Linked DNA regions of Mus musculus: region 2 is linked to region 1. Evidence: chromatin loops called from intact Hi-C (ENCODE). Cell type or tissue: left cerebral cortex. All regions are shown on one strand. Each heading gives the region's core, and the rest is flanking DNA. Links, peaks and the distances in the headings are about the cores only. Region 1 has its middle 120 kb from the start of Gm31652. Region 2 overlaps A230057D06Rik (RIKEN cDNA A230057D06 gene).

Evidence for each region. Hi-C counts contacts between places; a loop is a spot of excess contacts. Peaks named below come from ENCODE experiments on the same cell type or tissue, not always from the same donor. Only the 100,000 strongest peaks of a DNase experiment are listed, where the experiment ranks them.
Region 2: a loop joins it to region 1, with 7 times the contacts of the local background. A loop is called at or near these places in 3 of 42 quality-filtered maps.

What each region holds. Positions count from the first base shown.
Region 1 is chr7:61,449,825-61,465,996 of GRCm38, forward strand. No RefSeq gene overlaps it. Among named protein-coding and RNA genes, the nearest start is that of Gm31652, 120 kb to the left of the region's middle. In left cerebral cortex, for the core only: a CTCF peak has its summit at 6,185 (motif pointing right); no DNase peak of the experiment used is centred there.
Region 2 is chr7:61,762,338-61,778,509 of GRCm38, forward strand. The region is part of intron 6 of A230057D06Rik (RIKEN cDNA A230057D06 gene); the gene reads right to left. Among named protein-coding and RNA genes, the nearest start is that of Mir344b, 20 kb to the right of the region's middle. In left cerebral cortex, for the core only: a CTCF peak has its summit at 7,695 (motif pointing left); a DNase peak (open chromatin) is centred at 7,779.

The DNA.
Region 1 (16,172 bases), core at 2,615-10,614:
CACAGGGAATACAATGGAGTAGTTAGAGGAAGAGCTGTAGAAGATGAAGGGCCTTATCTTGTATCAATGGGAGGGGACACCCTTGGTCCTTTGAAGGCTTTATGTAGAGGCATGCTAGGATGGTGAGTTGGAAGTAGGTAGGTGGTTGGGGGAGCACCCTCATAAAAGCAGGGCAAGCAGGCATGGGAAAGGGGGTTTCAAGAGGGGAACCTATGAAAGTGTGTATCATTTGAAATGTAAATACATAAAATACTCAATTGAAAAATGTGAAACCATGTAGATAATTTGTTGCACACAAAGAAGATAAATATTGATAAAGTAATACAGGGTCTTTTAAAAAAAGTCCTTATTATCCTTTGGACACATAGTGTCCTTGTAACTGCCTACATGTCATATATATATTCTTCTATATTGATGATCCATGGAAATGTTATTATTTCCCTTCCCAATTAGGTAACAGTCCCTAACCATATGAAACTATGTAGAGTTCTCCATATTGAAGATCCATGAACTAGAAAGTGATTTTTCTATACCGAAGCTATGTATTCCTACATTGAATGTCTTGCAAAATGTAATAGGCTATGTGGGTAATGATAGGCAATTAATGATTGAAAATGGTAAGAATAGTTAAGCAAATAGCATTGGTTAATTGCCCATACAGGTGTAGACTTGTCTTACTCTAACAGCTTTATCATCAATAAGTCCAGATATTCACATTAGTCTTGAGTGCCTGCCAAAATAGGCACAGAATTTGGCCTCTTTATTTTCTTTCATTTTTATTTTCCCAGTAAGAACTCAGTCTAAAAGCAAACTTTTAAAATATACAAGGTATATCTCTTCTTTTGCTTATTTGTTACTGTCTATAGATTACTCTAATGTCTATAGATTACTCTAAAGTTTGGTTTTTTGTTTGTTTGTTTTGTTTTGTTTTGTTTTGGTTTGGTTTGGTTTTGGTTTTTTGTTTTTTTGTTTTGTTTTGTTTTGGTTTGGTTTTTTGAGATAGGGTCTCTCTTTATAGCTCTGGTTGTCCTGGAGCTCACTTTGTAGACCAGACTGGCCTCAAACTCAGAAATCTGCCTGCCTCTGCCTCCTGAGTGCTGGGATTAAAGGTGTGCGCCACCATGCCCAGCTACTCTAATGTTAATGGTCACTCTTTCTGGTAGTTTGAATATGTTTGGCATATGGTAAGTGATACTATGAGGAGGGTAGCCTTATTTTAATAGGGGTGATATTGTAGTAGGAAGTGTGTCACACTGGGGTTGGGCTTTCAAGTCCAAGCTATGCTCAGTATGAAAGAGACTTTCTTTTTGGTTGCAAATGGAAGACAGTTTCCTTCTGATTATCTTCAGGTCAAGATATAGAATTCTTGGCTCCTCTAGCACTATGTCTGACTGCAGCCATGATTCCCACCATGATTATAAATGGACTGAAACTCAGATACTGTAAGTCGGATGCAATGTAAGGTTTTCCTTTATAAGAGTTACCATAGTCTTTTTTTTTAACAAAACACATATTAAAATAGAAGTTGGTACCACAGACAGAGTCAATGCTATAGTAGGCCTAACCATAGTTTGTTGGGCAGAATGTGCATCTCAGGGCATTGCGTTTTGACAACAATGAAATGCTTCAAATGGGACTTAATGGGCCGCTTAAGTAGGAATATGGAAGACATTGGTTCTGAAGGTAATTTTAAATCTGGAGACCCGTTTCAATATGTGTCAAGGAAGAAGAATTTTAGTGTGTTTCCAAGAGATCATTCTAATGATATGTTGGCAAAGGATGTGGCAGCTTTTTCCTATGGTAGAGTCTGACTGAGGCTGAGATAAAGAGATTTATGTTAAGTGCATTGGCAAAGGAAGTCTCAAAAAAGCAAAGTAGGAACTTAGCCCAGTGGCTCTTGCTTATGAGGTTTGTTTTGATCAAGCATAGCAAGCGTATAAAGGAAAAATAAAAATGTATGATTGGAGATTTAAAGAGATACCAGGAAGGGGAATAAAGCTTAATTCTCTATTTAAGGAGCTAAACAGGATATTGGATTGGTTATCTAAAAGCAAGGTATATCTGCATTTGCACAAAAGGGATATATCACCTTAGGCATTATTGTAACCTGGTTATTATTTTAATTTGAATATAAGAAGGCATGACTGCAGGTCAAATTGGCCAGTGTTGGAATTTTTTGGCTATTCTTGACTGTAAACTTGACTATATCTGGAATGAACTACAATATAGAAATGGAGGGAATGCCTGTGGTCCAGAGCTTGAGGCATAGTGGCCATGTTTTTGAAGGTCTTGTGAAATGGTAAAGAAATGCTTAAGTACATGCCATTAATTCCATGATTCAGGAGATAGGACATAAATGCCTCTGAGTTCAAGATCAGTTTATAGAGCAAGGTTCAGAACATACTATGTAATGAAGCAATTGGAAAACAGACAGCTGGAGATGATGCAATAGAAAAAGGGGGTTATATTCCAGTTCCAACAACAGTAGATTTGTCATTTAACACTGACTTTAGAGTTAAGAATAGAAGAGATTACAGGGACAATTGATTATTTTTTAAGTAAATCTAAGAAATTAGCAGTTATTAGGATGAGATGTGCATCACTGGGGTTAAAATATTTTTTGGAAATGTGTTCTGAGAGCACAGAGAAGCTGTGCTTTAGAGATAGACATCATGATGGAGGCCAGACTTGGTATCACCAAGATGGTATATTACTGAAGGAATAGAGGGTTAATGGAAAGTACCTCAAGGCTTGGCACTGTGAGGGGCCATGAAAGACTACTGGTGAAGGTAAAGCCTAAGTTGCAGTTGGTTCAGGACTGAAGGAGTCATGTAAAGAAGTAGAGTTTTGGTACCATGAAGAGTGTCTATGAGATACAATTATTTATTTACACTGTTAGTACTTGGTTTACCTTATTTTTACTACTCTTTTCTCTAAAGAAGCTCACTTTACAGTTACTATTTCCATTATACAAACACCTGTATGTAATTCATGACAAATAATTAGATAGAAAAATATGAAAAATTTAAGGTAGGTGTGAGGAAGCAGAAGCTTATAAGGGCATAAAGAAAACATTTTAGTATAAAAGAAGGTGTTTTAATGTTGGTAAATGTAAGTGGTTGACTAATGGTGATAAGAAAATTATTTAAGCTATATTAAAAGAATAAAAACTGTTCAGATTTCTTTCCCTCCCTATGTTGTATTCGAATCTCAAAACCTCAGAGTTTCAACAGTGATCAGTGGCATAATGATAAATATTAGGCTAACTCTGGCAAACCATTCCACTATATGATCTAAAGTCATAGGTATGTGGTGTTTAGCCGGATAAGTATTCTGGATAAGCGAACATACTCCCCTTTCATGTTCTATAGTCATACTGAAAATCAAGATTCCTGTAAGCTTCAGAAAATCTACTTGGATCCACTTGACATGAGTGTCAGACTCTAGACAAGTGCCCTTGTTAATCCACAGCCTAAAGTTTCCCATCAACTCCCTATTATAGATGCTGATATTCTATTCCCTCCCCCTATTTTGGGGGCAGAAGTTTCTACTTCTATCCATGTCCCTCTTTTGGAGACACAGGTTTCAAATGTACATCCATGTGGGACCTGATGCTGCCCAGAACACTAACCCCATGTTTTCCAGTGATAGTATTAGCCACATATATTGACACTGAGCCCTGCCACTGTGTAGACAAAGACTCAGACATTACCTTCAGCAGCAGCTTGGGCAGGAACATGACCATGTTCTCAAGTGGAGGGGCTGGCTACTCAAAAGTGGCTATTCTCTCTACCCTGGCATATCCAGTTCCACCTCTTTTAATAATGCTCAAACTGTTCCTTATCTCTTTCTCTCCCTTGGGTACACCACACATTTTCACAGTGTAGTGGTTCACACGCCAGGTAGGACATGTCATATCCGTCAGGCCTCTGAGTGACTTCTGTGTAACAGCTGGTGAATCTGTAGATATCTTCCCTTTCCTGTATGGATTTGCATGGGAGAAAGTGGGGGATCTGTGTGTCTTCTGTTCACTCATACAGTGCTGTGGAGGTGCAGAGGACTGATCTGTGAGACATTTTAACACCTGCAATGCAAACCAAAGCAGTCCTTAGGTCTTAAGAAAACCAATTTCAACAGTGAATAAAACACTTTCTGAAAAATTAAAAAGACTAGTGATTTCTTCTCTAAAAGTCGTGTGTAAAGCCAAAATGTTCCTATTCATGCATGTTCCCAGTGTTTTCCGCAAAAATGAGTAAATTGGAATTACTGGAGCTTGTTTAGTGCTTCCACACTACAGCTGCAGTGTAATAGAGAAGGTCACCAGGCATCCTCCTCTGGCTCCAGCCTGCATGTCCCTGCACACGTTTGTGGACACAAACAGATATATAAATACCAATAGAAACATATTATCAGGTATAAGATTTTCTTGGGTACTTGATTAGATAGTGGTTTTTGTCTAAATGCCATGCTTTGAGAAAAGAGGTGGCTTGGGGATAGACATGATTAAGAATAATTGACAGAAATGATGAAAATTAAGACATGGAAATCTGTATTTATCGATATGGAATATAGGAAAAGCCCATAATTGTATACACAAATGCAGAGAAAATACTTTATAGCAGGTACTACATGTAACCAATTTATAGCAGATCCTTCTTCACTGGGGCCCTTCACTGGGGCCCATCAATTCTTTGGTCACAAGTATTTCACTAAGTGATTCATACCACCTGTGATTTTTGCCCTATGGAATGGACATTTAATGCAATAAGAGCTTACATTCTCTGAATTAACCACTCAAGCCATTATTGTACTAGGTAGCACTTTTTTTTTCTTAAAGCAGACAGATGTTTATTGACAGTGTAAATCAGCCTGCATTAGTTCTGTGATCCTGAGCAAGTTCCTTGCCTTTTTGCAGATGGGCACTTCTAGTGTTATTATTTAAAAGGCTCTGCATGCCTTCTAACCACACATACTGACCTTAAACTTCTAGATTGAAATATCCAAAATCCATAACTGTTTCTTGATTTGAGGCTTAACTTTCTGTAGTGTAGTTAGTGGTTCATACTGGGATTTTTGGTGTTAGCTCCCAAGAATAGACATTTTTGGGTTAGTCCTAGGTTTTTTTGTGGTTTTTTGTTTGTTTGTTTTTTGTTGTTTTTGTTTTCTTTTGTTTTGTTTTGTTTGATTTGGTTTGGTTGGTTGTTTGTTTTGCCAATCACATATACAAATAAATCAACTTCCTCAGTAATCAGAATGTTTTCTCAATACCTGGAAGTCAACCAGCAAAGATGATAACACCATTTACTGATTTACACATATCTAGATTAGCCAGCAATTGATAGTGAAGTAAACCACTCTTATCATTGACTTTCACAACTGGAAAACCTCTAAAGGTATGAGCATTTACCTTCTGTTTATATTTTAATATTATAAGACAACGCCTATTTTAGCATTCCTGATAACTTTGTTAGTTTTCATTTGTGCATCATACCACATAAGCTCCCAAGAATTCTATAGCAAACCCTATTCTTTGTACCCTTTGTGAACTAATGTTTTATGATTGATTCTTCAGGAACACATGCAAGTCTCTGAGGTTCCAAATCTGAAAAATACTCAGAGATGATCATCATGCTCTCTATGTAAAAACAAACAAACAAAACCAACCAACCAAACAAAAATGTCACTAAGTAGAACAATGAGGCGAAAGCCTGAGCCGCTATCCTATAGTTAATAGTAGAACTGCAGAGATGATGAATCTGGTTAATGATTTTTGAAGTCCATCATCATTCTGAGCATGTTTCAAAAATATCACAAGTCATGAGATATTAAAAATAAATATACTCCATGGAAACTAGTGCATGTGTAAATTTGATCTGTTAGCATCAATTTTTTGTCCACATATTAATGTTGGAAAAATGGGATGAGTATGAGGCACTTATTTAATTAGTGTGTAAAACTCTCATTCATCCTCTCTAAGCCATTACACTTCCATCTTTGAGGTGTAGCATTTTGAGAAGATTTGGCTAGAAGAGGTGGGCAGGTAAGTCTGAAAAGTAAGGTACATGTATCTTGAGTCATTTTCCTCTTCTTTGTGTGGATAGAAATAGTTATTAAGCTAATTTATATAATTAAGATATTTCACATGCTAGTACAGCTAAACACCACAAGATGTCAGTTTTACTGCATAGAGAGTAATTTGTAACAACTTCAGAGGAAAAATTAGAATTGTCAACCATAGCTGACAGTCAAGCTTGGTCTTCTCTCTCAGTTTTGAATTTGGTGCTTATAATTTTCCCGTTAGAGGAAGAGGATGGAGTAATTTCTTAGAAATAGCTGATTCCTCTTAGAGATTCACACCTTTATCTCAGCACAAATAATGGAATCAGTGAATTATATGCTTCTCAGTATTTCTTTCAATCTCGGTCAACAAGTTTGAAAACCCCATGTCCAGCATGCATTTGGGCCTCTACTATGTGCTAATGACTGTGCAGTTTAAAACATAAAGTATTTATCAATATCCACATTTCATATTTTATTTTACTGCACAACCATGAGGCTGAGTGTCCAAGGTTAGATCAAGTAGCATCTGCAAGATAAATAATGATAGAGACTGTGAAACTTTAACAAGGAAAGATGTAAGTCATACTAGAAAGGGGTATCTAATTGGGATGAAAGCTTTAATAGTTCTAAGGGTCATCATGGTACAGTGGTTCATAATATGTTATGGCGACATTTGCAATAATACTGTTTACCAGTAAGATGACATTACTTCCTTTAATTTATAAAGACCCTAACTAAATAGAACAAAATAGTAGTACACTAATGGGGACTCTTAAAGGTAGAGATGTAGTGTGAGGAGTAGGATAAAAGTAAAACTGGATATACTACATGCTCTCAAATATAGGAGTGCAGAATTTACAAAGGAATAAGATCAAGTGCTCAGAGCAGAGCAGTCTAAATACATACATTCAGAGTTTTATATCCTTTGGTTATCCTTACCATGTTGGACTGATTGGTTTTTACTACTCTTGAAGTACTTACTAGTTACTAATATGGGAAGCTCTGAAGATGATCATCCAATGCCAGTAGCATTACATAATTCTAAATCTTATCTTTCCTGTATAGGAACCTCATTTGAAAAAAAAAACAACAACAACAATAAAACAAAACAAACAAAACACACACAAAAATAAAACAAAGCAGCAACAACAACAACAACAACAACAACAACAACAACAAAAACAAAACCTTTTGCTGGCTAAAGACTCTGAGACATTGCACAATTTTGGGAGTCCATCAAGAACACAAAGCTACACACACATAATGTTTATGCAAAGGACCTAACTCAGACCCACACTGCATCTGTTGTAATCTCCTGTAATAGTCTGTTGTAGTTTCTGTGAGCCACTAGGAACCATTCTAAAACAGATATGTGTGCTGTGTTCTCATAGTATCCTTTTCATCCTTGCTCCTACATGTCTTATTCCTTCCTTTTCTTTGGACTTCCCCTGGCTCTGCCTCTTTTCATGATGATTTTATTTTCCCTACTGAGTTACCTAGTCCAGGCATAATATGAGGATTTGTGACTTCATATCATTGTAACCTTTTCTCCAGGTTTGACTTAGGATTTTTTCTTTTATTTTTTTCTGAATAGAAATGGAAGAGGAATGGATCTGAGAGACAGAGAATTTTGGGGACACGGAACTATGGAAGGTGCTTATGAGAGTAAGTGTTCACTTTTACTCATTTTATCAAAGTTTTTTACTCATTTTTATCAAAGTTACAAAATGTAAGCAATCAAATGCACAATGTGTCAATAATTCACCTAACTTACCTAGATTTTATTGATAGTGGAATGCTTAACTTGTTAATGTCAGAATAACTTGAAAAAAATTCTAAATGCCAATATACAACAGCAAAGAAAACGAAGCAGCTAGCATAAAGAAAGAATTGTTCATGTCTTTTCTATTTTACAATGTTGTAGTAGCTTGGGTTGTTAGAAAATAAAGGTATGTATGAGATGATGTGAGATGCTATCACTTCCAGCCTCCCACCCAAGTAATCTGACCTTTTTTTTTTTTTTTTTTTTTTTTTTTTTCCCCGGTTGTTTTTTGTTTTGTTTTGTTCTTGTTTGTTTTTGTTTTTTGTTATTTTGTTTTTTTTTTTGTTTTGTTTTGTTTTGGTTTTGGTTTTGGTTTGGTTGTTATTGGTAGGGCTTGTGTAGGACCTAACTTGGGATGACTGTAAATGTTTCCAAGTTTTATCATTTTTGATGTCATGTCACAAGGTTGAGGAATCTGTTGTCTTCTTACTTGAAGTAAAATTATTTTACTTTAATACTCAGAATTTTAGTGCTGGTATCCAGCATAAAACCATGCAAAATCAAGTGAAATAAACATCTGAGCATAGAAGGGCTCTTTAAATAGATTTTCTCTTATATGCTCTAATAATATGTGCAGTAGATGAATGATGGATAGAGACAAATATTTATTGGGGTCTGAAACACTCCTTTTAGGATACCAAAGTACCAGTCAATGACTATATACTTATGTATGTATGATCAGAACTAGTTGAACACAATTGGTTTAACAGAAACAAATAGATGATTGATATAAATATTGATAAATAGGTAGGTAGGTAGAGAGAGACAGGTAGACAGACAGATAATAAGCATAATAATTAAATAATGGAAAATTCAAACATGCAATAAATTCTATATTTTCCATTCAGATACAACTAGTTTAAAACATTTTTAATCACTTGAATCACTTAATAAAGTGATTTCCTGTTCACTGTCATTGTCTATATAGATCTCATAGTGTAGAGGTGGGGTTTGTTTTGAAACATTTCATGATTCTTTGAGCACTTGCCATTCTTAGAGGCATCAATAATATTTTACTTTGGGATAATGTAGTGGTGAGGTGATGAAGAAAAGAGTATGTGTCATTTCTTATGAATATCCATATTAAGATTTCTCTCTGCCTAACATATCACACACACACACACACACACACACACACACATATATATATATGTATATATATATATATATATATATATATATATATATATATATATCACACCCATATATATTATCACACAAACACACACACACACACACACACACACACACACATATATATATATGTATACATGTATATATATCACACCCATATATATATAATTATTTAATATTTATAGAATAAAATATTTATATACTATATGTTTCTCCTTTAAAAATAGATTGCTCAGCTACTAAATGGCATGATATAGTAAAATATGTTTTAGAAAAAATTACACACTCTTGCATTTCTCTCTTGCCTCTTGCTCTCTTCCTCCCCCTTTCTCTACATTCCCTCCTTCCTCTCTCCATGTGCTCATAGCCAGCCTGTACTTCTTTACTCTCTCCCTCTCTCTGTATTTCTCTGTCTGTACAACACTCTTAACTCCCCTCACCATGTCCTGGATAAAATCTACTTTATCCTAAAAAAAAAAAAAAAGAAAAAAATTCACTTAATTATGAAGTCATCTTTAGGTACTTAGTTAAAAAAAAAGAATATAGTCCTTATAACTATATACATAAAAAATATAAGTCCTCACCAGCCTTAATGTAATCAGACTTAATGAATATTCAATTCAAATAAGAATAGTGCAGAAAACTTAAACAATTTATTTGTTTCTGCTTCCTCCAACTCCATAAAAGTGATCCATTCATGTACCTAACTCCTTGAGTTGATCTCCAGATTCTAATGAAAATAGTTCCAAGTTTTGAGATGTTCAGGTACCTAGTTCCTCCTGTTCATGAAGAACAGTATAGCAGTTCCTGCTTAGACAACCTGAGAACTTCTGAGTTTATGCTTTACTTGTCTAAAGCTGCTACAAATAGAGCCCTGTGTTAAAGCTGGGAAAATAATAAATCATGTTGTTAACTCCTCTACTTTCCTCTTCCTTCATTTCTCTATCTTTCTTCTCTATATTTACAGCACCATATATTTACTAATGGCAGGTTTTGGTATCAATGAAACATTCTGTGAGACAGGCAAATGTCTTACTTTGATATTTATTACTAATGAAGTATTTTATTACTTCTTGTTTTTATAGAGCTGAATGTACAGTATATAAATTGATCATTAGTTTTCTTAAATACTTTCCTTTTCAGAATGGTCCATAAGAAGAAAATCTTAGACAGAATAAAATTACAGACGATACAGCAGAACATTTGATAATATATGATATATGGAATTGAAAAGACTTTGTGATTGACATCTAAAAATCAGCCAGGAAGCGGGAGTGGGTGAGTTGGGGAGGGTATAGAGGACTTTTGGGATAGCATTTGAAATGCAAATGAAGAAAATACCTAATATTAAAAATATTTGATCACAAAAAATTATTCACACAAAGTTGTATAACCACATAAATGCATATGGAATAGAATTAATCAGTTTGAACATAATGCTAATGAAGAAGTAGTGGTCTATCAGTGGGAGATTGATTTTCAAAGAACAACAATGAAATCTGTTGGGTAAATTTCATTCAATGGAACTACGAAATACTAAAATTATATCATGGAGAGGCAGTTGATTTTCTTTTTCTTTTTTTAGTATTTTTATTAGGTATTTTCTTCATTTGTATTTCCAATGCTATCCCAAAAGTCCCCCATACCCTCCCCCCACTCCCCTACCTACCCACTCCCACTTCTTGGCCCTGTACTGAGGCATATAAAGTTTGCAAGACCAATGATCGCTGACTAGGCCATCTTCTGATACATATGCAGCTAGAGACACGAGCTCTGTGGGGTACTGGTTAGTTCATACTGTTGTCCCACCTATAGGGCTGCAGATCCCTTTAGCTCCTTGGGTACTAACACTAGCTCCTCCATTGGGGGCCCTGTGATCCATACAATAGCTGACTATGAGCTTCCACTTCTGTGATTCCTAGGCCCTGGAATAGCCTCACAAGAGACAGCTATATCTGGGTCCTTTCAGCAAAATCTTGCTAGTGTATGCAATGGTGTCAGTGTTTGGAGGCTGATTATGGGATGGATCCCTGGGTATGGCAGTCTCTAGAAGGCCCATTCTTTCGTGTCAGCTCCAAACTTTGTCTCTGTAACTCCTTCCATGGGTGTTTTGTTCCTAATTCTAAGAAGGGGCAAAGTGTCCATATTTTCGTCTTTGTTCTTCTTGAGTTTCATATGTTTGCAGATTGCATCTTGTATGTTGGGTATTCTAAGTTTCTGGGCTAATATCCACTTATCAGTGAGTACATATCATGTAAGTTATTTTGTGATTGGGTTACCTGACTCAGGATGATGCCCTCCAGGTCCACCCATTAGCCTAGGAATTTCATAAATTCATTATTTTTAATAGCTGAGTAGTACTCCATTGTGTAAATATACCACATTTTTTGTATCCATTCTTCTGTTGAGGGACATCTGGGTTCTTTCCAGCTTCTGGCTATTATAAATAAGCCTGCTATGAACATAGTGGAGGATGTGGCCTTCTTGCCAGTTGGAACATCTTCTGGATATATGCCCAGGAGTGGTATTGCTGGATCATCCAGTAGTATTATGTCCAATTTTCTGAGGAACAGTCATACTGATTTTCAGAGTGGTTGTACAAGTTTGCAATCCCACCAACAATGGACGAGTGTTCCTCTTTCTCTGCATCCTTGCCAGCATCTGCTGTCACCTGAGTTTTTGAACTTAGACATTCTCACTGATGTGAGGTGGAATCTCAGGGTTGCTTTGATTTGCATTTCCCTGTTGATTAAGGATGCTGAACATTTTTTCAGGTGTGCTCTCATTTCTTACCTGATCTTATATAAAAGGACAGTAGATAAGGAACAATGAAAAACTATAAAAACTAATACTAGTCAATGTTCAATGACAATTTATCCATGATTATATAACATAAATTGGAAAAACTAATTCTCTGAGTCCATTGTTGGCACTAGAATAATTACAAATAAGACTGCCAGTGTTATATTTCTTTGGTCAGAGAGAAACTTATGCGACAATTATGACAATAATGTGTGAAAATCCTACAACTCAAAGACATGATGCTGTCAATGCATCAGATAAGAACTCTCCCTGTGTTTGCGAATATTACAGCTCTGGGGGGAAATGTATCCTGACATCTGAGAACTAAAGCATACTAGAAAGGCACTGCCCATATTAAAACGTACAGAAAGGATTTATTGGAAGGAAAATACTCAGGATGAATGCTATCACTGTTCAGGCTAGATCCTGCAGAGAACTGAGCCAGGATTATATAATGTTTCTGGGGGCAGAGCTTTCTGGAGATTTTCAGATTGAGGATTTGTAGAAAAAGCTTTTTTCCACAATATTGCTGTGATAGAATCTAGCTGCTAGGATAGGTAGAATGTTCTATTGGAGGAACATGGTGGTTGGAGTTCATTAGAGAAAGAGGCTGGACACTTGTGTGCCCCAAGCACTTTACAATTCTTCCCTTTTGTTTATAATTAATGAACAATATGGGGTAGAAAGGGGGTGATACTATCTATTAACTGCTTCTTTCTAAATTCATCTCCTCTGAATCCTCTTGGGCCATGCCCTCACATTTATTCAGAGGGAAAGACCCACAGGTTGGCTTCCTGTACTCAGTCTAGAGGAAGCAGATAACTGAATAGAAGGCAGGGTTTCCATTAAGTTCATTGTGGGCAGAGCTTTCTGGAAATTTCCAGTATTTCAAGTTCAGAGCTTATTCTTTTTAATCAGTAGGGTAGAGGGCTGGATTCAGCTGTTAGTGCAGTTAGATAGTTCTGTGTGTAGAACTTGGTGGTTAGAGACCGTCAGAGCCAGGGCATGGCTAATTATGAACCTCAAGAGCCTTAGAGCTGTAGCAGTTCTCCATAATGGATTCTCCAAGGGAATGTAATAAGCAACAAATCCCTGTCTTCTTTCAGAAATTTATTCCGAAAACGGTTCATGCCCATTGAAGATGATGCAAGACTCTCAGACTCCCCAAATCTCCTGTCATATCTAAAAACACAATGAATGGCTTCAGAGGCATACACACATTTCTTACATAGGAGATAGTATTTCATAACTCAGAACTTTAATCCTGTGAATCAAACGAACTATTTCTACTTTCCATTTTCTCTGTATCCTATAGATCTCAGGAATAGTCTTTCTTCTCTTGAACATCTATGCCATAGGCCAGCTTTGGAAATACCCAGAACCAGTTGAGTCCTGGATTACAGCGAGGCGATTGACTGGTAAAAAAGCTCACTACTGACAGTTTTATTGGTTTTTATGTGATTGGAGGAGTTTTTGCATTCAAACATGAGTGGATTATAAACCAGTCAAGAAAGAGCACTCAAATAGAAAGAGAAATCAAAAGCTTGGTGATCAAGATCTGAACTGCTGATTCATCTATAGCTCCCTCCCCTCAGAAAACAGAAAATGGAAGACAGAAAAAAACTGCTATTTATTCTGAGCTTTCTTTTCAATTAACAGAGACAAAAAAGTCGCTAGTGCCTGATTACTGATCATGAAACTGCAGTCTGAATGTGAGTAGATCATGGATATCTGTAGGCATGTGTTAATTTCTATTTGCTATTTTTTTTATTGTGACTCTGGGTAACCAAGTGAAACTTGCTTTGTGTTATTTCTGATATGATGATACCAGTTTATACAAGTTCTATGATTATAACAATGAATTATACTAGTATATGACACATTTATATCTATTATAATTACTTCCAAAAGGTTGCTTGGATTGTAAAAAGCAATGGTGGGTCCAATCCCTTTGCCAGAAATATATCCAATTAAAACAGAATATTCTTCAGTGACATAATGATAAAGAAATAATTTACAGAATTTATTTTAGAAAAATAAATTTGTTGTACATTCTCAACAATTCTTTATGTGTGTATACAGTTTCATGTTGCACACATGTGTGCATACTTAGGATAACATGCTATTACTTATTAATAACCATTTATCTTGATAAAATAATTTATACAATGCCATTATTTGATTGGTTTCTGTTTAAAAAATATTCCTAGTTACCTATCCTTGAATATCTACACCTTAAACACTAGTACACTATTCCATCTAACCTCATCTACTGCCTCCCTCTTTAATAACAGCTGTTTATTTTTGTTATCTATGAGTGTATGGTTATGAGATCACCTACGTCTACAAACTTCAGAGTACCAAGTCTTCATTGGGATGTATCCATCAAATTTTTCCCCAGTGATGAATATAGGAAATTATGAGACTATAGCATAACACACAGGGTCATCACTGGTTCAAAACAGATAAAAATATTAGTACTAAGAAAGGAAAGTAGACACAAAGTACCATCCTTAATAAAGACACTATTTATAATTGATAGCTGCTTTATAGAAAAGCAAAATTCATTTTTCCCAATATAGTGCTATTGACTATAACAACCACATTCCCCAATCCAAAGCAGTCCCCAAAGACTCCAACACTAAAACAGATCCATTGTTGTTTTATTGTTCTCCTCTGGGTAATTGATTTATTTTATTTTTGTACTTTTTTGCTTTGTTGGGTGTTTTATTTGGTCATTGTTATTTTGTTGTTATCGTTGGGAGGACAAAACAAATACATAGATAGTTGCCTTGTACAAAAACAAGGGTGGATGAAATTTTATTGGTAGGTATAGATGAAGATCTGCGAGTTTGAAAAGTCAAAAGACAGTATTTAAAATATTTTATATAAAAACAACAAATAATAATACAAAATTAATTAATATAGTAACAAATCCAATTCAAACCATCCAAAAGATATAAAACTTTTTATACAATTATAATGTAAATGTGACATAAAATGTAGGAATAACTTAACACATATAAAGAGCTCATATAAAGTACTACTACATTAATAAAATAATGAGAAAGGACTAAAGGGTAATTCTAATGTTCAGTAAAAGAAAAAAAATCTTTGAATATCCGTATCCACTTTCATGATTTCAAAAAAATAATTCAAATATTAGTTATAAGAATGAATTTCCATAAACATAAGTGAAATACTAATATATACAGATAATAAATACCTATTAATATCTACCACTTTAAAAGTCATCTGTTACACATTGTTACCATTTCCATCAAGACACTGTTCCAGATGCTGTGTTCAGGATAGTCATTAAGTAAAGTAAGTACTAGGCTTTTTTCTTAAGTATTGGTTAATGTACAAGTTCCATAAAGTATACTCTAACATAAGAAATAAACTACACAAAATTAATGGATTGCAAATGGTGTTGGAATCACGTAGAAAATGGGAGAAGAGAGGAGAGTTAGGGAAAGAAAACAGGAAGAGACAGATAGACGCGGGTAGATTGTGGAATGGAATAAAGGAGGAATATTTTTTAAAAAGGGGCATAACTGGAACACTGAAGGGGTAGGAGGGAAGCATATAATAAAATAAAAATCTTATAAATCACACACACACATATGTATATATACACACATATGTATACATATATGTAAATATACCTATCTATGTTATAATTATGTGTGTGTGTCTTTGTGTGTGTGTGTCAGTCTGTGTGTATGTGTGTGTGATTTAAGTGAAATCACCAAATAATGGTCTCAACTGATTATCACTTATCACTAAACAAAACTTCCAGTAATAGAATTGATTTACATTTAATTGAGTTATAGACCAAAATGGCTGTCATAATTAGAACAGAAATTTCAAATCAACACAAGAAATTTCCAATCAACACAAGTTGTTGACAAGACTGTAGGTTCCTCTCCCAAAACAAAACCCCATAGTTGATGACAGTACTTAGAAATTTCATTAAAATGGACATGTCAATTCAGCACCCACATATATCTTAAACTGCTACATTAAAGGGTTTTTGTAATGTAGTAGGTTCTTCTCAGATATACTATGCTTTCCACTTTAGAAATTTTGTGGGATGTCTGAGTGTTTCTTGCATATTGTGTCTTGTCTTGGGCTCATGTCTTTTTGTTGATTTTCTTGATCATTGTTGTAGTATTTATTTTTATATTAATCTCTCATCAGTGACTACCTGCTTCAATGGTTTATGTTTCTGAATGAAAAAAAAAAAAACTCAGTTTATATATTTAATGTCTTAAGCAACCCAATAGCTGAACAACTGCCTAATCTCTATGCTGTTAGAATCTACCTACTACAGACAGCTCTTAGTTACTAC
Region 2 (16,172 bases), core at 3,530-11,529, 310 kb after region 1:
CTTATTATTGCCTGGGAGATAAGATATGCTCAAATTACTAACCCTAGACTACTATAAATAGAAAGTGAGATCATGGATTTTATTAGGTTATATGTAAGTTTTGTATCCTATGATAATATAGAGTAAAAAGTAGTATCATTATTTTATATTTCCAAATTGGGTTCTCAGGATTTTGGTCTATGTACCAAATTTATTCTGAGATTTATGTAGGCCACTACAAAATGACAGTATTCTTCCCCAAGATGTTTTACACTTCTTATACATCAAAGAAAAATATCCACCAAGGGGAGTTCTCAATGCTGTACATCTTTGCCCCAAATGCAAGAGCATGAACATTCACACTAAAGCTCAAAGCACACATTGGACCTCATACACCCCAATCCCACCAATGGACAGGTCACTGAAACAGAAACTAAACAGTGAAACTAACAGAAATTATGAACTGAGTGGATTTAGCAGATATCTGCAGAACATTTCACCGAAAACAAGAGAATATATCTTCTCAGCACCTCATCAACCTTCTCCAAATATTACCATATTATCACACACAAAACAAGTCTCAACAGATAAAGAAGATTGAAATAATCCCATGCATCCTATCAGATCACCATGGACTAAAGTTGGCCTTCAGTAAAAGAAAAACAACAGAAAGCCCACATATACATGTATACCATATTGCTCCTAAATGATAACTTGGTCAGGGAAGAAATAAAGAAAGAAATCAAAGACTTTATACAGTTCAATGAAAATGCAAATATAATCAAAGTAATGTTATAAGGAAAAGTCATAGCACTTAGTGCCTTCCCAAAGACATTTTAGAGACCTAACAGCATACCTATCATAACCTAAGAGCATACCTGAAAACTCTAGAACAGAAATAATGAAACAAGTACAAGAGGACCAGCTGACAGGAAATAGTCAAACTTGGGGCTGAAATCAACGAGTTAGGAACACAGAGAATGATACAAAGTCAACAAAACCAAGATATGGTTCTTTGAGAAAATCAATAACATAGATAAACCCTTTGCCAAACTAACTGAAGTGCACAGAAACAGTATCCAAACTAGCAAAATCAGAAATGAAAAGGGAGATGTAACACAGAAACTGAGGAAATTCAGAACTCATCAAAACCTACTACATCCTATACTTTACAAAACTGTAAAATCTAGATGAAATGGAGGATTTTCTAGACAGATACTATGTACCAAAGTTAAATCAAGTTCAGGGAAACTATCTAAACAGTCTCATACTCCTAAGGAAATAGAAAAATTCATGACCTACACACCCCAAAACAAAAACACCCAATGCCAGATTATCTTAATGCAGAATTTTGTCAGATCTTCAAAAGAAGCTCAAATATCAACTCTCCTCAAAGTGTTACACAACATTGAAACAGAAGAAACACTACCCATTTCATTCTATGAAGTCAGTTACTCTAACTAAACCACACAAAGACCCAACAAAGAAAGAGAACTTCAGGGCAACTTCATTATAAATATTGATGCAAAAATACTCAAATTCTTGCAATCTGATAACACATCAAAACTATCATTCATAATAAAGTAGGCTTCATCCTAGGAATGTTGGGTGCTCAGAGCTGAACAAAGAATTCTCACCTGAGGAATACCAAATGGCAGAGAAGCACCTGAAAAAAATGTCCAACATCCTTAATCTTCAGGGAAATTCAAATCAAAACAACCCTGAGATTCCACCTCACACCAGTCAGAATGACTAAGTTCAAAAATTCAGGTGACAGCAGATGCTGGCGAGGACGAGGAGAAAGAGGAACACTCCTCCATTGTTGGTGGGATTGCAAGCTTGTACAACCACTATGGAAATCGGTCTGGCAGTTCCTCAGAAAATTGGACATAGTACTACCAGAGGATCCTGCAATACCTCTCCTGGACATATATCCAGAAGATGTCCCAACCGGTAAGTAGGACACATGCTCCACTATGTTCATAGCAGCCTTATTTATAATAGCCAGAAGCTGGAAAGAACCCAGGTGTCCCTCAACAGAGGAATGGATACAGAAAATGTGGTATATTTACACAATAGATTACTACTCAGCTATTAAAAAGGATGAATTTATGAAATTCCTAGGCAAATGGATGGACCTGGAGGGCATCATCCTGTGTGAGGTAACCCAATCACAAAGGAACTCACACAATATGTGCTCACTGATAAGTGGCTATTAGCCCAGAAACTTAGAATACCCAATATATAAGATACAATTTGCTAAACGCATGAAACTCAATAAGAACGAAGACCAAAGTGTGGATACTTTGCCCCTTCTTAGAATTGGGAACAAAACACCCATGGAAGGAGTTACAGAGACAAAGTTTGGAGCTGTGACGAAAGGATGGACCATCTAGAGACTGGCATATCTGGGGATCCATCCCATAATCAGCTTCCAAACGCTGACACCATTGCATACACTAGCAAGATTTTGCTGAAAGGACCCAGATAGAGCTGTCTTTTGTGAGACTATGCTGGGGCCTAGCAAACACCGAAGTGGATGCTCACAGTCAGCTATAGGATGGATCATAGGCCCCCAATGGAGGACCTAGAAAAAGTACCCAAGGAATTAAAGGGATCTGCAATCCTATAGGTGGTACAGCAATATGAACTAATCAATACCCCCTTGAAGCTCGTGTCTCTAGATGCATATGAATCCGAAAATGGCCTAGTCAGTCATCAGTGGAAAGAGAGGCCCATTGGTCGTGCAAACTTTAACTGCCTCAGTACAGGGGAATGCCAGGGCCAAGAAGTAGGAGTGGGTGGGTGGGGAAGTGGGTGGGGGAGTGTGTGTGGGACTTTTGGGATAGCATTGAAAATGTAAATGAAGTAAATACCCCATTAAAAAAAAAGAAAAATCCATCAGTGCAATTAACTGTACAAACAAACTCAAAGAAAATAGTCACATGATCATCACATTAGATGCCTAGATTCAATGACTGGTCCAACTTGGGATTTATCTCATGGCTGGGGCACAAGGGCCTGACACTATTAATGATTCCATGATGTGCTACCAGTTAGGAGCCTAGGATGGCTGTCATTAGGAAGTCCTTCCAGCAGCTGACTAAGACATACGCCTTACACCCAACCAGTGATGGAAGTCAGGGACCCAAATGTTTAAATTAGAGGAAAGAATGAAGAAGCTGAAGGGGAGGGTGAACCCATAGGAAGACCAGCAGTTTCAACTAATCAGGGAGCGCCCAGAGACTGATCCACCAATCAGCAGCATACACAGGCCAGTCTGAGTCCCCTGCCACATCTATAACAGAGGACTGCCTGGTCTGGCCTCAGTGGGAAAAGCTTAATCTCAAGAGAATTGAGGGAACTTGAATGAATGCTGGAAGAGAACAGACAGAAAGATGATGGTAAGAAAATTTATATATACATACACACACATACATATATGTGGGAGGGAACAGAGAAATATTTACGGAATAGGTCATTAAAGAAGAATGTAGATTTCAGAAAGTTATATGACTCTAGAGAATAGAGTAACTTCTCATGGATAATCAGCATCTGGGAAGCAATCTGAAAGGGACTTTTCTTAAACCCTACTGTTGAATTATCAGTGTTGTGTGTAGCAACAGGATAGCTAGTATCTGGTTCTAATCTCTTCATGTATTAAGACTTCATAATAACCTTTGTTCTCTCATACACCAGAATATTTTTACCAATAACAAAATTTCCCTAAGGTGATATTCTTCCATCAACATTATATGAAACCATTGTAAGATTATATTCAACACTTTGTCTCCATTATCCTTCTTTCTATGTTTGTGATATACATTATAACCAAAAGCAATGTGATGACTAAAGGGTAAATTTTATCTTAACACTTATAGTCATTCACAAAGGGAAGCTGCAACAGAAAGTTGTGGCCATGACCTGTAGGTAGTAACTCAAGCACAGACCATTTGTATTACTGCTATTTACAGGCTTGGAGACACTGGCGGAATACCTATCTTTTTAAACTACCCAGGTCCATTTGCCCAGAGTAAAGACTGAAAAATGTGGATGAGTGCTCCCATATGAATAGTAAGTAATCATAACAGACACATTGAATCAAATTAACGGTACAGACAAATCCAGACAACCAAGGTCACCTGGTTACTTAAAAAGATACCTTGATGTAGTCACTGGAAAAGGATAATTTTTTTTGTAAAAGCTCATTGTCAAACTGGATGACTTCAGATAAAAAATATAGCTGAATATACTCATACTCAGGAACATGCAGAAAATGCAACTCCAAATATACCAAAGATCTCAACATTAAAGACAAATACAGTGAACCTATTGGAAGATAATGTGACAAGTAGCCTTAACATCTCTGATGCAGAAAATGACAAGAGAAAAAGATTAACAAAGTCACTAAGACCAACAACTAATAAATGAAACCTCATGAAACCAAAAAGTTTCCACACAATAATGCTCACCATATTTCAGAGAAAGTGACACAGAACAGAATGGGTGCATCCAATAGAGGACAAATATTCTGAGTTTATGAGGAACTCAAATAAGCCCTATATACCAAGAACAAAAATAACATATTTTTACGATAGGGATCATATACAAACAGAATCATCTGTACAGGTACATCAAATTGTTGAGAAATATGTAAAGAAATGTTCATTAGACATATGGTAAATACAAATACAAAGAACCTGGGATTTCATCTTATACATGTCATTGTGACTAAGTGATACTTATGAGAATACCTGTGAGATTGGGGATGGGTTCTCCCATATGAGTAGTGAAAAATGATACAAGGCACAGTAATCAATGGAATCAAATTGAAGACCCAGATAAATCCAGACAATTAAGGCCACCTGGTTACTTAAGAAAACTTGATAGATATAGTCACTGGAAAAGATTCTATGGCACACAGAAGATAAAGATGTAGAGCTGGTGTTCATATAGAGACCTTGCTCCTATGAACAAGTGTCTTTCATACAAAATGGTTCTTTGCATGCTAACAGAAGAGATATAAAATAACAAGCTAGCTATTAATCTATAGTTGCCCCTTGCCTGCAAGATATGCTAGTGTTATGGTGGAATCGTTTTGGTATTATTGTGGGAGTAACCAACCAATATCTTGACCCTATGAGATAGTATTCACATCCAGCATGGCTTAGGTAACCAAAAACCAAGTCTAAATAGTGTAGGTCTAGTGCTATTTAAAGATTTTTAAAAAGCCAGACAGTGGCAGTGCATTTGGGAGGCAGAGGCAGGTGGATTTCTGAGTTTGAGGCCAGCCTGGTCTACAGAGTGAGTTCCAGGACAGCCAGGGCTAAACAAAGAAACCCTGTCTCAAAAAACATTGTAAAAAGAAACACACACACACACACACACACACACACACACACACAAAAGCAAAATAAAATAACTAGTAATGATATTCTCCTACATGCATAGATCAGTGCCTAGCTCAGCCATTTTTAGTGAAGCTTCCTCCCCTAGGAGAGAGCAACAAACATAGAGAGCAATAGTTAGACATTATGAAGACTATGGATGGCTATAGAACACTCAGGCCAACTCTGACTTTTCCATCAAATTCATTCTTTCATGGCTGAGAAACATGGTGGAAGAAAGTATGGAAATACTATAAGAACTAGAAGGTACAGAGGAAACCAAGTAAGGTAGTTATCTCTAAATCCAAATGATACAGGCACATGGGAATTCACAGAGACTAAGGTAGCATGTACAGGGGTAAGATGAGTCAACACCAGATCCTTAGTGTATGTAGCATATCTTCAAGTTAATTGTTTTTGTGGGATTTCTGAACGTAAACTGGAAGGCACCAAACAAAAGCTGTACTGGGAAAATGAACTTCCTGGAGATGACCCACCATTTTGCATGGCTGTGATGGTTGAATCCTGGAACAAGATAAGTCCAATCTTTGTCCCAGAACAATTTCTTGCTGCTAATGTGCCTTCTCAATTTACCACTGCTGTAATCCTCACTTTTCTGACATGGTGTGATTGGACTCCAGAAAATCAAATAGCCCCATTAAAAAAATGGGGCTCGGAGCTAAACAAAGAAGTCTCACCTGAGGAATACCGAATGGCTGAGAAGCACCTGAAAAAATGTTCAGCATCCTTAATCATCAGGGAAATGCAAATCAAAACAACCCTGAGATTCCACCTCACACCAGTCAGAATGGCTAAGGTAAAAAATTCAGGTGACAGTACAGAAGATTTTGAGTCTTAGAAAACACGCATGGAAAAGTTTCAATTCAAAGCAAGTAATCTCACAACTGTTGATGCAAGAAAATTTCCCTACCAGCACAACTCTGGTCACTGTCAGATATTGAAATCATAAGTAAATGACACTCGATTCTGATGATGGAGGACTTTAATCCTGAAGCATGAATGATGGGATTATAATTAGAATCAGTGTTTTCAGAGGCAAGAACATGTTTTGCAGAGTAGACATGAGCAGGTGACTCAGTAGGATCAGGGAGAAGGCCAGAAATTTCCTCCATATGTTGGGTTTCCTCTTTCTACTCAGGTTTTAGAGAATGTCTTCATCCTGGGCTGAGCAACATGCAGTCAAGCCATGGCTAGAGCCTGGAACCAGGTGAGAGATGGATACCATCCAGGAGCTTGACTGGTAAAAACCTATATGTAGGGAGTTGAATTAGCTATCGTTGCCTCTGTCTGCATTGAAATAGAGAGTGGATTGAGAACTAATTAGGAGAGAGATCTCAAAACTATAAGTAGGAGTCAAAAGACAATTGTTACTTGTGAGATATTAGTCAGGACTTAGTTGGTTTTTTGTTTGTTTGTATTTATTTTTGTGTTTTTTTTCTGTTTTTGTTGTTGCCATTGTTATTGTTTGTTTTTATTTTTTCATGGCCATGCAGTTTTTGCTTTGTTATGCCTTGTTTTCATTTGTCTCTCCTTGCTTCCTATCTATTGCAGCAAAAGTGGTGAAAATAATAGGAGAAAAAAGGAAAAACCTAATTTTCCTGAGTTCTCACTCTGGTCTACTTAACAACAAACTAAATGAGCCAATGGTACCTGGGGCACAGCATCTATCTGGATTCTTGGACCTAGTCCCTGGGTATGTACCAAAAACTCCATTTCTATCTGGAACCTTTTGTTTCTGATACTGGGGTGTAAAATCAAGTTTTCTCCAAACATGTCCTGTGTCATTTATTTTATCCTACATGCTAATATGAATTAATTCTAACATGGGATGGTACACTTATGTGTATTTGAGTGCCATTAAAAATGCCATTAAGAAAGTACAATTAAAAAATCGTAAAAAGGTATGTGTTCAAGCTTTATTCCAGAAATATTGTTAGCATAGTGTATTTTAAAATGTCATAATTATATAGAAATAATTATGGAGGCAGTTACTTAGAAATGAAATGTTTAAGGTATAAATATTTTCAACACGTCTTGTGTGTTTGCATGTTCTTATGTGGTATTGCATAAAGATGAACACTTTAGTATAGTTTCTGTTACTCTCCATCAGGTGTAATTGATATTCATTACATATTTTATTCAATAAATATTTTAATACTGTATCTTTAGAAAAATTCAAACATTCTTTACACTAGAATTCTTCTAACACCACTATCACCTCTACATCCAAATATCTTATGTTCTTTCTAATAACAACTGACATCATTCACATCATCTCTGTGTGCATGAATATTGCACCATCTACTGGAATGTGCATCTTACAGCATGCAGCCCAGAATAAATCCCACTCTGTTTTTTCCTCCAGCTAATTAAATGCCAATAACTACTCTAGTGGGATATTTTTTTCATTATTCCTGCCACAGCCATACTGGAATTTTATCTGGCATTATATGGTATAAGAATTTTCTATTTAATTCCAGCTGATGGAAATTCAAGAGTGCCTTTTACACTCCTGCCACCACACTTGGGACTATATTCTAACACCATTATGCCTTATTCTTAATCCTTATATCCTAGAAAAAAATCACAGATGCTCATTTTCCTAAGAAAGGAAGTTGCTTTCTGAGCTTTTGACACTGCCATGAATATGATGACATTAAAATGAAAAGCCACGCACTGAAACAACTGCTGCTCACTATAAAGAAATTATTCTAAAGAAATCTATTCTTCTCCCTTCTTTGTTCTGATGATGCCCTCCACAGACTTCCAGTTCAAAGAATTATTTTTGAATTTTTGATTGATTTCTTTGAAAATTGGCAAATGTTGTCTCTGCTATTCCACTTTGATCCCACACATATTTTGGAGCAACAGCAGCAGAGAGGATTGACCTATATATTCCATCACAGTCTTCTGTTTAAGTCCTAAATATTACTGATCTAATGTGGGAAATAAAGGGGTGATGGGGAAAGAGGAAGAGGAAGGATAGCCCGCATCTGGCCAGAGTTCCCCCTGTGATCTGGGCAGACAGATGCAGGAGGCCTGCCAGATGCTTTCCACTAGGCCCCAGCTGTGCATCTAAGCCACTGACCCCACTCTAATGGGGTGGACAAGGGGCAGCCCCCAACCCAGGCCTTTTGGCAACAACCCTGTAGCCCCAGGGTTATGGAAGAGAGGGCTGAGGGAGGGAGATTCCTACACAGGCGAGAATAAGTGCAGCGGGCCTTGATGAACAGAGACAGTCTATGGTTTTAGAACTTTATTGTAGAAAGGCAGGGGGGAAGAGAGGAGAGAGAGAGAGAGAGAGAGAGAGAGAGAGAGAGAGAGAGAGAGAGAGAGAGAGAGAGAGAGAGAGAGAGAGAGAAGAGAGAGAAGCCATGGCCAAGAGGAGAGAAAGGGGAAAGAGAAAGAGAGAAGAAAGGCTAGAGTAAGAGGGTGAGAGTAAGAAAGAATGAGGAGAGAGGACAGAAAGAGAGTGAGAGGAGAGAGCAAGAGTAAGGGGAGTAAGACAGTGAGGTGGGGCCAATCACCCCCTCTTATGGTGTGCTGTTATCTTTCCTGTTTCTAGGTAACTGGGGAGGAGTGTAGCCTGAAAGTCAGAAACTTGGGACATTGTCTACATGACTACCAGCCATACTTCTCCTGTGGGGGCAGTAACTACGACAGGAGCCTTGAGTCCAGGAGACATGGTCAAATGCCTACTGTCCCATGTAGGTGGGAATTACCACACATTGGGTTCTCTGGGGGTTCAAGATCTAGCCTTTACAGGAAACCAGGCTGTCTAATGTCCCACAATCTACTTCCGAGTAAAGTTGGCTTTAGAACTTCTTACTAGGATGCTATTTAGTCTTTGTGTCACTAATGCCTGTAGTAGTTCTACTCAATAGCATATCATTGTAAAATTTACAAAGGACACAAAGGTTCTAGGTAAACTCAGTGATTTTCCTACTGTTTGAAGTGTTACAGTTCTCTGAATCTTATCCCCTATAAGGGTGTTACTGTTTTCTAAGAACAAAAGCACACCTGAATTTTACACAACATTTATTATGAGTATTGCAGACCTATATCATAGATAAAGAGAGACTTCATGTCAGCTACTATAAACCTAGACAAGTACTCATGGTTTGTGAAGTCATAGACCCTAGAGAAGAAACTATTTCTGCTAATTGTCTGAAAAAATAAAATTTCTAACTCTGCTATAAGTGTTAATGCCTACAAACAGACATTTTGATGAGGGAGGCTCCTAAGAGTCAGTGCAGGTAACCATAACCAATATGCCTAATACTAGGGACATGGAACCAGAGGAGGACACCTCCTGTAGCTAGGTAAGAGCCACAGTGGAAAGGTAAGGAAACCAACCTATCCAGAAAACTTTCCACCCACAATTTGTCCTGTCTAAAAGAAATTCAGGGACTGGAGGAATCATCAACCATTAACTTGTCCAAATTGAGACCCATCCCATCGGCAAGTACCAATCTCTGACACTCATTTTTTGTTTGTTTGTTTGGTTGGTTGGTTGGTTTTTTTTGTTTTTGTTTTTCGAGACAGGGTTTCTCTGTATAGTCTTGGGTGTCCTGGAACTCACTTTGTAGACAAGGCCGGCCTTGACTCAGAAATCTGCGTGCCTATGCCTCCTGAGTGCTGGGATTAAAGGTGTGCACTACCATGCCCAGCTGATCTCTGACACTCTTAATGATACACTCTTATGCTTGAAGATATAAGTATTCCTCAGAATGGTAGCTTAGTTGTAAAGCAGACAGAGACCATGAAAAAATTCCAAAACCTGTCAAAACGCAAAGAACAACTGACAAGAGTATGTAAAACCACACTGGCATCTGCATTTGTTTCAGTCAGCTGCTGTGTAGAGCCTCTCAGAGAATAGTTGTGCTAAGCTCCTGTCTTCAAAAAATAAAATTAAAAGCCCAGGTCCACATAACACTTTGAGGCAGCATGTTCATGTTTCTCTTTCTGAGGTCTCTATGGAAGAAAAGGACTAGGTTGTATGAGATTCTCTCTCTCTCTCTCTTTTTTTTTTCTTAATTTTATCTTTTTTTTTTTTATTTTGTTTTTTTAATTAGGTATTTATTTCATTTACATTTCCAATGCTATCGCAAAATTCCCCTACCCGTTCCCCCACCCACTCCCCCACCCACCCACTCCCACTTCCTGGCCCTGGCGTTTCCCTGTACTGAGGCAGAAAAAGTTTGCACAACCAATGAGCCTCTCTTTGCAGTGATGGCCGACTAGGCCATCTTCTGATACATATGCAGCTACAGACACGAGCTCTGGGGGTACTGGGTAGTTCATATTGTTGTTCCACCTATAGGATTGCAGATCCCTTTAGCTCCTTGGTTACTTTCTCTACCTCCTCCATTGGAGGCCCTGTGATCCATCCAATAGCTGACTGTGAGCATCCACTTCTGTGTTTGCTAGGCCCCAGCATAGTCTCACAAGAGAGAGCTATATCTGGGTCCTTTCAGCAAAATCTTGCTAGTGTATGCAATGGTGTCAGCGTTTGGAGGCTGATTATGGGATAGGTCCCTGGATCTGGCATTCTCAATATGGTCCATCCTTTTTTTTTTTTTCTTTTTTAAAATTTATTTTTATGTATGTATGTATGTATGTATTTATTATTAGATTTATTTATTTTATTTATATGAGTACACTGTAGCTTTCTTCAGACACACCAGAAGAGGGCATCCAATCCTATTCGTTTTTTTTTCCATTTTTTATTAGGTATTTAGCTCATTTACATTTCCAATGCTATACCAAAAGTCCCCCATACCCACCCACCCCCACTCCCCTGTCCACCCACTCCCCCTTTTTGGCCCTGGTGTTCCCCTGTACTGGGGCATATAAAGTTTGCAAGTCCAATGGGCCTCTCTTTCCCGTGATGGCCGACTAGGCCATCTTTTGATACATATGCAGCTAGAGTCAAGAGCTCCGGGGTACTGGTTAGTTCATAATGTTGTTCCACCTATAAGTTTGCAGATCCCTTTAGCTCCTTGGGTACTTTCTCTATCTCCTCCATTGGGAGCCCTGTGATCCATCCATTAGCTGACTGTGAGCATCCACTTCTGTGTTTGCTAGGCCCCGGCATAGTCTCACAAGAGACAGCTACATCTGGGTCCTTTCAATAAAATCTTGCTAGTGTCTGCAATGGTGTCAGCGTTTGGATGCTGATTATGGGGTGGATCCCTGGATATGGCAGTCTCTACATGGTCCATCCTTTCATCTCAGCTCCAAACTTTGTCTCTGTAACTCCTTCCATGGGTGTTTTGTTCCTACTTCTAAGGAGGGGCATAGTGTCCACACTTCAGTCTTCATTTTTCTTGAGTTTCATGTGTTTAGGAAATTGTATCTTATATCTTGGGTATCCTAGGTTTCTGTGGATGCTCACAGTCAGCTAATGGATGGATGACAGGGCTCCCAATGGAGGAGCTAGAGAAAGTACCCAAGGAGCTAAAGGGATCTGCAACCCTATAGGTGGAACAACATTATGAACTTACCAGTACCCCGGAGCTCTTGACTCTAGCTGCATATGTATCAAAAGATGGCCTAGTCGGCCATCACTGGAAAGAGAGGCCCTTTGGACTTGCAAACTTTATATGCCCCAGTACAGGGGAACGCCAGGGCCAAAAAGGGGGAGTGGGTGAGTAGGGGGGTGGGGGTGGGTGGGTATGGGGGACTTTTGATGTAGCATTGGAAATGTAAATGAGCTAAATACCTAATAAAAAATGAAAAAAAAAGAAATCAGGTGGCCTGTATAAGACCCAGTCATCAAAGTTTCTTCCTTTGCTCAACCTCATGTGTCAAAATGTGATTGAACAAAACTACAGCCCAACTCACTCCTCCTCACTTTTCTCTTTCATCCCTGAAAAGGTGCTGCACAATTTCTTTTTGGACTCACAGTTCTCCCAAATATATTCTGTGGACCTGATCAATCAGTAAAGATCCCCAGTTGGTCAGTTTTTGCTGCCAAATTCAAATAAAGATCTTGCTTTGGTGGATTCTTCTGACTTCTTTGGTTGTTTGGTTTTATGAACCCCAAAATTTGGTGCTTTGTATGGGAATGAATCACCTACAAATTGAATACCAAAGCTAACTTAGAAGGACCCAGGACTGTTTTTCAGTCATCTTGACCTCTGTATGTAAACTTGTATTCTGTTTTCTGGATGTTGTGCATATTTGAGGACCAGAAAAGGAGAACCTGGATACAGTATTGCTCCTATTATCAGAGTGTTCCAGAGATGTCCTAGGCAATAATGGTTTCCAATTAGGGGCACTTCTGGTTTTGTTTCTGGGCAAGCCAGATTGTTCCTTTCTGTCACTTTGTATCTATAGTTTCCTTTCCTTTCATTTTTGCACTGTTTCATATTTAGAAAATGGGCCAAACTTAATCTACTGACCATCAGGCCCTTTCTTTAATCTTTACCCATCTCAGGAATTTTTAAAAGCAAAAGCCAAACAAGGCAACAAACGAACAAAAACAACAGAATCAAAATGAAAAAAAAGAAAAAAAAAAACCCAGATAATCTGGTGCTGTTCTTGGAGCCCTGCCCCCACAGTTAGGAGCTGAGCACTGCTGGAGAAGCTATACCTCCTGTAAGAATCAAGCTGAAAGCAAGTCTGAAGCTGCCTGATCTGTACAGGATGCTCCTAAAGGGGTACCAGCAGTTCCTCAGCTTCCTCTAGTAAGCAAGCTGATGACTAGTCCAGCTGCAGAACTGCTGTGCCCATGGGAAATAGATTCAGTAGGTAGCAAGTATTTCCACTCCTGAAATAGCAGAAGGAAATAAGGAAATTTTGACTATCTGTTTTAAAAGTATAAATATATGTGGCCACTACAATGTTAACTTTTGACTGGTCTTAAATGTATAAGTTTACTATATTCTGTATATCCTTATTTTCAATTATTGGCTTTTAAATTATTGTGGATGGCTAACAAACTTCATTGCCTGTTACAAAAAGTTAGCTTAAAACAAGTAACTCAAGATGGGAGCCATTCTGGACAATAAAACATGACATGAGGGAACCAAAAATAGTCTATAAAGATAATTTTATATTGGGAAATACTTTATGTAATTCCTCTCCTATCTAAGAAGTCAGACTCATGGAAGATAGGATTAAATACAACATTTCTTCAATGAGATATCAAAGCTGCCCTCCATGTACTTCTATACAACATTTTCTACCTGGCTGCTAAACTTTGTAAATAAAAAAAAAAAATAACACACTTGCTATTGATTTTAGAAACACTAAATTTTTATACTGTTAAAATTGTATTTTGGCTTCTAAAAGAAGATGGTTGTGCTCTGTGTCTGTACTCTTCAAAGCAGTACTTTATTTGATATTACAAAGTACAACTAAGAGATTTTTAAACTTCAAAGAAAAATTTGGGAGTTCCAGAACACCTTTTCCTTCGCAGGCACATCTTGGAGGCATACAACCTTTGAGCAAAACCCAAGTGAGTCCCCAGATTAGTACTTGACTTTCAACACTTCTGACATATGTCTATTGTTTGACCCTGTCCTTATGTGTGCCATCCCATCCATCATCAAGGAACCCCAGATTAGGGTACTGAATACCCTTCTAATAACCCTCATGACCTGGACCAATTTTGTGAGGAGGCTGCTTTTTTTGGCTCCCTGGATTTCTCCGGAGTACATGTTGGACCCTGACATCTGGATGTATGTTCTTTGCTTGCCTGCAAGCAAGAGATGGTCTGGGATTATCCTTCCCTAATCTTTGTGCCCATTCTCACTGCTGTCATCACCAATCATAAGAACTTAGCCCGGCGTGGTGGTGCACATCTTTAATCCCAGCACTTGGGAGGCAGAGGCAGGCAGATTTCTGAGTTCAAGGCCACCTGGTCTACAAAGTGAGTTCCAGGACAGCCAGGGCTACATGGAGAAACCCTGTCTCGAAAAACCAAAAAAAAAAAAAAAAAAAAAAAAAAAAAAAAAAAAAAAAATTCTTCCCCAGTGGAAGTGTTGGCTACCCGTAACAAACATTGCCAGGATCAGTCTAATATTCACCTTTCCATTACTAAAAACCATCCTGCCTTCTCTGGGCAAACAGGATGATCTCAGTGATGCAGATGCACACATCTCTGCTCCAGCCCTCTAGCCATCAGACTTGAAGCTGTCCTCTAAACCTGCTGTCCGAGGTCTTTCACACACAAGCCCTTCCACTCCTACCCGACAGGCGGTACCCCCAGATTAGCCCTGGTGTGATTAGGAGAACTTTGCCTTTTGGTGGCCACTCCTGCAGTAGTCCATCCTGTGATGTTCTTTCCTCATGATGCATTGCCTCTCCCTCAGTGCCTCATTATCCTCAGATATACCACGAGGCTTTCCCTGTTAATCTAGGCTGTAATGTGGTGAGCATGACCTGGATTCCCACTCTTCTGGCAGACTTGGCACTGATCAGAAAAGCTCTCAATTATTTTGGCCCAGATTGCCCTTATTTTGAACAAGTACTGAAGCAATGGGCCACATAACTCCAGACCTATTATGATTAGTATAGTATCTTTAAGGTGGTGATTGACAACACCATGTTTCTCAATTGGGGGTCTGTATATTATGACTTGTCTGAAAATCAGGATAGAATTAACCTGGAATAAGACAACATTAGCGTTTCTCTTTTTTTCTTTCCTTTCTTTTTTTTTTTTTTTAATTGGAAATTTTCTACTTTTTGCATTTCAAATGTTATCCCCTTTTCTGGTTTCCCCTCCCCTCCTGGAAACCCCATATCCTACCCCCTCAATCTGCTTCTATGACAGTGTTCCTCCACCCACCCAAACACTCCCACCTCCCTGCCCTCAATTTCCCTAAACTGAGGCATCTATTGAGCCTTCATAGGACCAAAGACATCTCCTCCCATTGATGCATGACAAGGCCATCCTCTGCTACATATGCATCTGGAGCCATGAGTCTCTCCATGTGTACTGTTTGGTTGTTGGTCCAGTACCTGGAAGCTTCAGGGGGTCTGGATAGTTGACACTATTGCTATCTCCAAAGGGTTACAAATCCCCTCAGATCTTTCAGTCCCTTCTTTAACTGCTCCATCTGGGACCCAGCACTCAGTCCAAATTTTGGCTGCAAGCATTTGTCTCTGTATCTGTCAGGCTCTGGGAAAGCCTCTCAGGAGACAGCTATATCAGGCTCCTGTCAGTAAGTGCTATCCAGCATCCTCAATAGTGACCTGGTTTGATGACTCTATATGGAATGGGTCCTCAGGTGGAACAGTCTCTGTGTGGCCTTTCTGTCAGTCTCTGTTTCAAATTTTGTCTCCATATTTCCTCCTGTGAGTATTTTGTTCCCCCTTCTAAGAAGCACTGAAGCACCCATACTTTGTGTTCCTTCTTTTTTTTCCTTTTCCTTTTTTTAAAGATATTTTCTTTATTTACATTTCAAATTTTATCCCCTTTGCTCATTTCCCCTTCGAAATCTCCCCTATCCCATTTCCCTCCTCCTGCTCATTAACCCACCTACTTCCTCTTCCCTGTCATGGCATTCCCCTACACTGGGACATAGAGCCTTCACAAGACCAAGGGCCTCTCCTCCCACTGATGTCTGACAAGGCTATCCTCTGCTACACATGCAGTTGGAGCCATGGGTTGATTGCTTAGTCCATGGGGACTCTGGGGGATCTGGTTGATTGATATTGTTTTTCCTCCTATTGGGTTGCAAACTCCTTCAACTCCTTCAGACCTTTCTCTAACTCCTCTACTGGGGACCCTGTGCTAAGTCCAATGGTTGGCTTCGAGCATCTGCCTCTGTGTTT